2 separate regions of the Homo sapiens genome follow, and region 1 is linked to region 2. The links are chromatin loops, found by intact Hi-C in ENCODE. Cell type or tissue: transverse colon. All regions are shown on one strand. Each heading gives the region's core, and the rest is flanking DNA. Links, peaks and the distances in the headings are about the cores only. Region 1 has its middle 100 kb from the start of MAML3. Region 2 overlaps MAML3 (mastermind like transcriptional coactivator 3).

Region 1 (2,919 bases), core at 134-2,633, 190 kb before region 2:
CCAGGCCATTGTTCAGCGGTAAGTCATATCTTGGCACATCTGCTTTTTAGTGAAAATACTCTGGCTCAGAGGTAAGTGTGTAGCCAGCAAGAAGCCATTCATGGATGATAGATCAATTGATAGATAGATACATGGTGGGAGAACCATGATAAGGAAGAAATGTCAGCACATATGATACGCCATCATTTCAAAAAATGGAACTATAGTTTCTACACTGGATTTGGTTCCTAAGGGAAGAAAATGCAAGCTATTCTTGGGGCTTACTCAACAACTCAGAAAGAGAAGAGAAAGCAGACCCTGAAGCCCTGGAGGAAGATTCACTGTGCTCCAACTCAGACACAATCTAAAGCGCTTCTTCAGCTTCTACAATGAATGAATCTCTGGTAAATAAGGAACTTTAAGTGGTGAGGTCAGAGGAGAGAGAGATTGGCATGGCATTCACCTCCCATCCCAGAGAGAAGGGCAAGTGCTTTGGTTAAGGACGGCCTAATTACATGGAGTGTGTCTTATCTGGAGGAGGGTAGAAAATGTCTTAGGGTAACCCTTAATCAAAAAAATCCAGTGTTTGACGGAGATAGGAATAGAGATGTCTCCTATACATTTGGAAACAGAAGCTGGCCTCAAGGAGAACCAAGGAACACTGCAGAAAATGGTAGATGAGGTTGTACTTCTGGAAAAGGGGACAAGATGAATTCTCCAATTTGATATGGGTAAAATCTGGGGAGAAATAACTACCTAATAAACATCTCATCACAGCCAGAAAATGGGGGTTATTTCCACCCTGGGTCTGGGCCCTCTAGAGCTGTGTGGGCAGAAAGACTCAATGGAGCTCAAGTGCTTGGCGGAGGGTGGAAAGAGCACCTCCGCAGACTGCTCTGGCAACAGTCCACTATGCTGTGCAGGTGTGGCAGGCTGAGAGTGGGAGCAGCCGGACGACCTATGTGAGGAACAGCAGTCAGCAGTGGAAAGAAGAGGCAAGAACTGTCTGAGGACCCCACTCATGCCTGGGATTGGAGTTTCTGCCAGCTTGTCACCAATTCCGCCTGTGCTTGTTCCTTGCCCAAGAGGCAGAGACTGATATGAAGAGTCATGGCACTGTAGCCAGAAGTGCAGCGACATCTCTGGTGTATGGATTCCTCCAGCAGTTCTAGGGACCTGGCAAAGCAAAAGGCTGCCACATGGAAACGGGAGGATAGAAACAGTCATGATCATGATGCTGGCTGGCACTTAAAAGTGCTTATTATGCACTAGGCACTGTGCTGAGCTCTTCACACATTCTATGCTTTCAATCTTCACAATGAACTTATGAGAGCTATTATTATCCCCAAAGAAGACTGAGGCAGAGACAGGTTAAATAACTGACCTATATTTACACAACCCAGGCTCCTCACCGCCGTGAGAGAGCTCAGATGACTCGCCCTCAGTTTGGAGTCTGAAAAAGAAACTCTGAAGAAGAACAGAGACACAGATTGCCAGGCTCTCCCCTAGGCCCAAACCTCCCCCTTAAATACTGGCTCTTACAAGCAGATGCCTTGAACAAAGCCTGTGCCCAGCTAAGTGAAAATCTTTCACTTACCTTCCAGAGGTCACCCTGATGCAGACGAAGAGAAAAGATAAATTTGCTCAGCTTCAGATGTAGCCATCGTTCCTATCATAGGCAAGAGCATCTCCGTAGTGATGAAAAGCTCTATAATTTTAAATGTGTTATTGGTCTAAGCACAATTTACACTAGGGATGAAAAAAAGGAAGAGATTTATGAGATGTAAGATAGAAAGATAAACTCTTGTCCCTTAGTGGCTATTAGAAACATTGCCAACATACCATAAATGTGTGAAAGATGACGTGATTATTTTGCATTTCCACTGGGCATTTCATATGTTGCAAGAATTTACTGGGGCCAAAGTCCCCAGTAAAGATGGTAGAGTCTGGGGAGGGGAGGTGGAGGAGGCCCCACTGACCAAGCCCCCATCTGGGATGGGTATAGGGCAGGTGGCTTTAGGCAGAGAGAGCACACTCTGTTGCCTAAGGTGCAACACCTACCAGCATCCTCTTTATTTCCTGCCTCTAGCCACCTGCTCTGGGGGCAGGTTCGGTGGCCAGGCACTGCCCCATGTTTCATCAGGCTTTGGTGTCAGATTCTGGGTCTAAGTGTTCCAGTCCATCACAAAATCTGAAACAAGAGAGGGCAGCCAGGACAGGAGAACTGGCAAGGTTCATCTAACTACCCCTAAAAGCCTCATAAACATAAGCATCCAGTGAGTTAGTGCCACCAACCTGGCCCCAAGAGACACAGGATATTTTATCAAAGAGAAAGAGATTGGTGATCAGAAAGTGATTTACCTGAAACCCACTTGAATTATTCTCACAGCTGGCCAATCTGGACCGGTTATCCTGGCAGGGACATCATCAACATCAACATCTGAAAGCCCAGTCACAGGAAGTTAGTCACAGGGCAGGCTGCTGAGTCAGGGCTGGGATGAAGGTCACATAGAGTCCTGGGGTTAAACCAGGTGATGTGTCCGAATCTCCTCTGACCCAGCAGCCAGTGTCTTGAGCAGGAGGTAAACTCCAGCTCTGACCCCTGGAGAAATGTGATAGCAGGCTTGGGCTTTTAATTAATTTACTTATTTGTAGAAATGGGGGTCTCATTATTTTGCCCAGGCTGGTCTCAAACTCCTGGCCTCAAGTGATACTCTTGCCTTGGCCTTCCCACACTCTAAGATTACAGGTGTGAGCCACCATGCCCAACTTTTGGTTTTGGTGGGACAGGACAACAACTATTGGGAAATTAGGGTTCTAAGATTTGCTCATGTTTTGGTGACATCAGTCATTTCTTGTGGAGCCAAGTACAGGGTATATGTCCCATGGCCTGTAAGAGAGAAGGCAGATGACTGGGTGAGGTTTCACTTTCTGCAAGTC
Region 2 (2,919 bases), core at 225-2,724:
TCTTTTATAGGTATTTACATATTAAATCCTCACAGCAATATGAGATAGGTGATATTATTTGTTATTGTTTTAAAAATGAGAAAACAGATTTTAGAGAGGTAAAGTAATATATTTTAAAGTCCAGCTTGGAAGTGACCGGGTTAGGATTTAAATCCATATTCGTTTCATTCTAACACTGGGAGAGTGAGCTCCTGGTAGAGTTCTCTTTCCAGAACAGTGCTTGTTTGCATTCTCTTGCAAATTTAAGAAATGACTCAATCAGTCTGAAAAGTGCCTAGGTAGAGAGAGACCCTTGTTTAAGCACTCACACCCACTACATGTCTTTGAAAATTCCTTTGTGAGTGCCTTCAAGTTAGTGATCATACTGTACCTTCCCCTTGAGAAAATAATTCATGATATGCTTTCCAAAGCATTTACTGTGTACAAAGCCTGTGTGTGCTCAGGTTGATGGGAGAGTAAAGTATCTGCAAAGATTATAGAGAATGCAAAGATTAATAAAGCCACTGCGGCAGTTGCAAAACATGGCACCAAAACTAGTTGACACTCTTCCCATTGAGAGGTGAGGTCTATGTCTCCTTGCATCTGGGTGGGCTCGTGACCACTTGGACCAAGAAAATACGTGGGAGTGATGCTGTGTGACTTCCAAGGTTTCCAAGGCTAAGTCAGAAAAGGCCTTTCTGTTCACAAAAAGCAGATTAAGAAAGGTTAAGATTGCCAGGTGCGGTGGCTCACGTCTATAATTCCAGCACTTTGGGAGGCCAAGGCAGGTGGATCACCTGAAGTCAGGAGTTCGAGACCAGTCTGGGCAGTGGTGAAACTTTGTCTCTACTAAAAGTACAAAATTAGCCGGGCGTGGTGGCATATGCCTATAATCCCAGCTACTTGGGAAGCTGAGGCAGGAGAATTGCTGGAACCTGGAAGGCGGAGGTTGCAGTGAGCAGAGATCGTGCTGTTGCACTCCAGCCAGCCTGGGCAACAGGAGTGAAGCTCCATCTCAAAAAAAAAAAAAAAAAAAAGATTAAGATTGACATTTATGTATTACCTGAAATATACATTTTAAATGTTTGAAAGCTTTAAATGTGGGAAGAAATTCAGACTTATGTTATATTTATTATCACAAATAGAATTAGCTGCCTAATCTTGGCCATTGAGTATGCTTTTTAAATATTGAGACAATACAGAAAACTCTGCTGTTTTAGGAACTTAATTCTATCAACCATACCCCTCCCCACCTTAATTATGTTTATATCCTAGGACATGACAATTTAACTACATATAGACATTGTTAGCAAGTTTTATTGTAAATAATACGTATGCTGTCTCCCTCCCTAACCTTGTTGGCTATCCCAAGCACTTCTCTAGAATCTGTGTGACAGATTTGCAAACTCTTGGCCATTTTGATAACTGGGCTCAAGTCATATCCCTGAGCAGTAGAGTAAATTAAATCCTTTCTGAGAGTCTTAGATGTTTTTCTATGTCTCTTCTTTCTTATTCTCTCTCTGTTTCTTTCTCTCACTCACACACACACACACACACACACACCCCTAAAATTTGTTCTGAATGGCCCACTAGGGCTGAATCATTTAGTGACTTCATTGATTACTATCCTGAGTTCTTCTTCCTGCTTCCAGACTAGTGAAAATATTCCAGAAAGCTTTAATATTGGAGAAAAGGCATGCCAAAATGTATTATTCAGGGATTCATAGATGAACATTATTGTTGCGGTTGCTCGTAGAAGTCATGCTGGCCCTAACCCATTTACATAAAAGATTGGAAACCTTTGAGATTAAAAATAGCCTGTGTGGTATAAAATCCCTTTCATTCTGTATCTGAAAAATTGGCACTAAAAGATTTGCAGTTCATCTCTCAACACAGATGTGCAGATATTAGGTTCAAACTGATACTAATTGAGACTTAAATTGGATGGGTTCTCCCAGAAAGGAAGCAGCAGTTGGTGGGATAGGTAGATCTGGGGCAGTCCTGGCACTGCCTGACAAGTGTTTGGCTATTCTAGGCCAGGTCCACACAGGCCTCCTGTGCTGTGTATATTCCCTGCCTCTGGTGACCTTGCAGGAAATAGAGTCATTTTTCAGCAATACGATTTTTTTTCCTGCTCCTGTTTTTGTGGATATCCTTGTATTCTGAACTAAATTGGAATTCCCTGCTCTGAGATTAATTCCTAGGGCACATCTTTCCACATACATGTCAAATTGGGCAAGCTGACTTGTGTGGCCTGAGAAGTCTGTACTTCATTAGGGAGCACTCTGGGTTTTAAGTGTCAGAATGGTGCTTTCTAAAACCTCTGTCAAGAACAGCAAGTAGAGCGATGCCAACGTTATCCAGGGAACCTGTTGCACATATCAGGAGCTGGCCTTTATTCCATGTCTTCTATGCAATAAGGCACTATGTTAGCTACTTAATGATGTAGTTACTCCTGACAGCAACTTCAAAGGCATTATCCCCACCTTCATTGTTAGAAAGCCAAGGCTAGAGTGATTATCAGTCCTGTTTGATAACAAAGTTGTGATTCATACTCAGGTCTGTTTGCTGCTCAAATTCATTCACTTCTCATACACACCAGTTTTGAAAAGCAAAGGTCTAATCTGGGAAGTTTCATATGTCTGATTCACTTATTTTCACACATCTTTTTTGGTCTGGTTAGTGGACACATGGATGTGTTTCTGAAAATTGTGTGTGGGTCAGTCACCAGTAACAGTGTGCACACCAGTTGCACATATCAGAGGTCTGTGTAAGCTCTTACAAATGAGGAAAACTTTGAGTAAATCCTTTTGTAAAGTTAGGATGTCATTTATGCATGGAGCAGATATTTATTGAGCAGCCTCTTCATGCCAGGAGCGGTGCTGTGGTATGTTTCCTTATGGACCTTCCTGTTTGATGGAGGTGCTGGGAATCGTGGTG

Evidence for each region. Hi-C counts contacts between places; a loop is a spot of excess contacts. Peaks named below come from ENCODE experiments on the same cell type or tissue, not always from the same donor. Only the 100,000 strongest peaks of a DNase experiment are listed, where the experiment ranks them.
Region 1: it touches region 2 in a loop (5-fold over the local background); 51 of 110 quality-filtered maps call a loop at or near these places.

The regions. Positions count from the first base shown.
Region 1 is chr4:140,256,068-140,258,986 of GRCh38, reverse strand. It overlaps a transcript of SCOC not described here. Among named protein-coding and RNA genes, the nearest start is that of MAML3, 100 kb to the right of the region's middle. In transverse colon, for the core only: no CTCF peak of the experiment used is centred there; no DNase peak of the experiment used is centred there; H3K27ac peaks cover 1,877 bases.
Region 2 is chr4:140,065,824-140,068,742 of GRCh38, reverse strand. The region is part of intron 1 of MAML3 (mastermind like transcriptional coactivator 3); the gene reads left to right. Among named protein-coding and RNA genes, the nearest start is that of MAML3-AS1, 61 kb to the left of the region's middle. In transverse colon, for the core only: no CTCF peak of the experiment used is centred there; no DNase peak of the experiment used is centred there.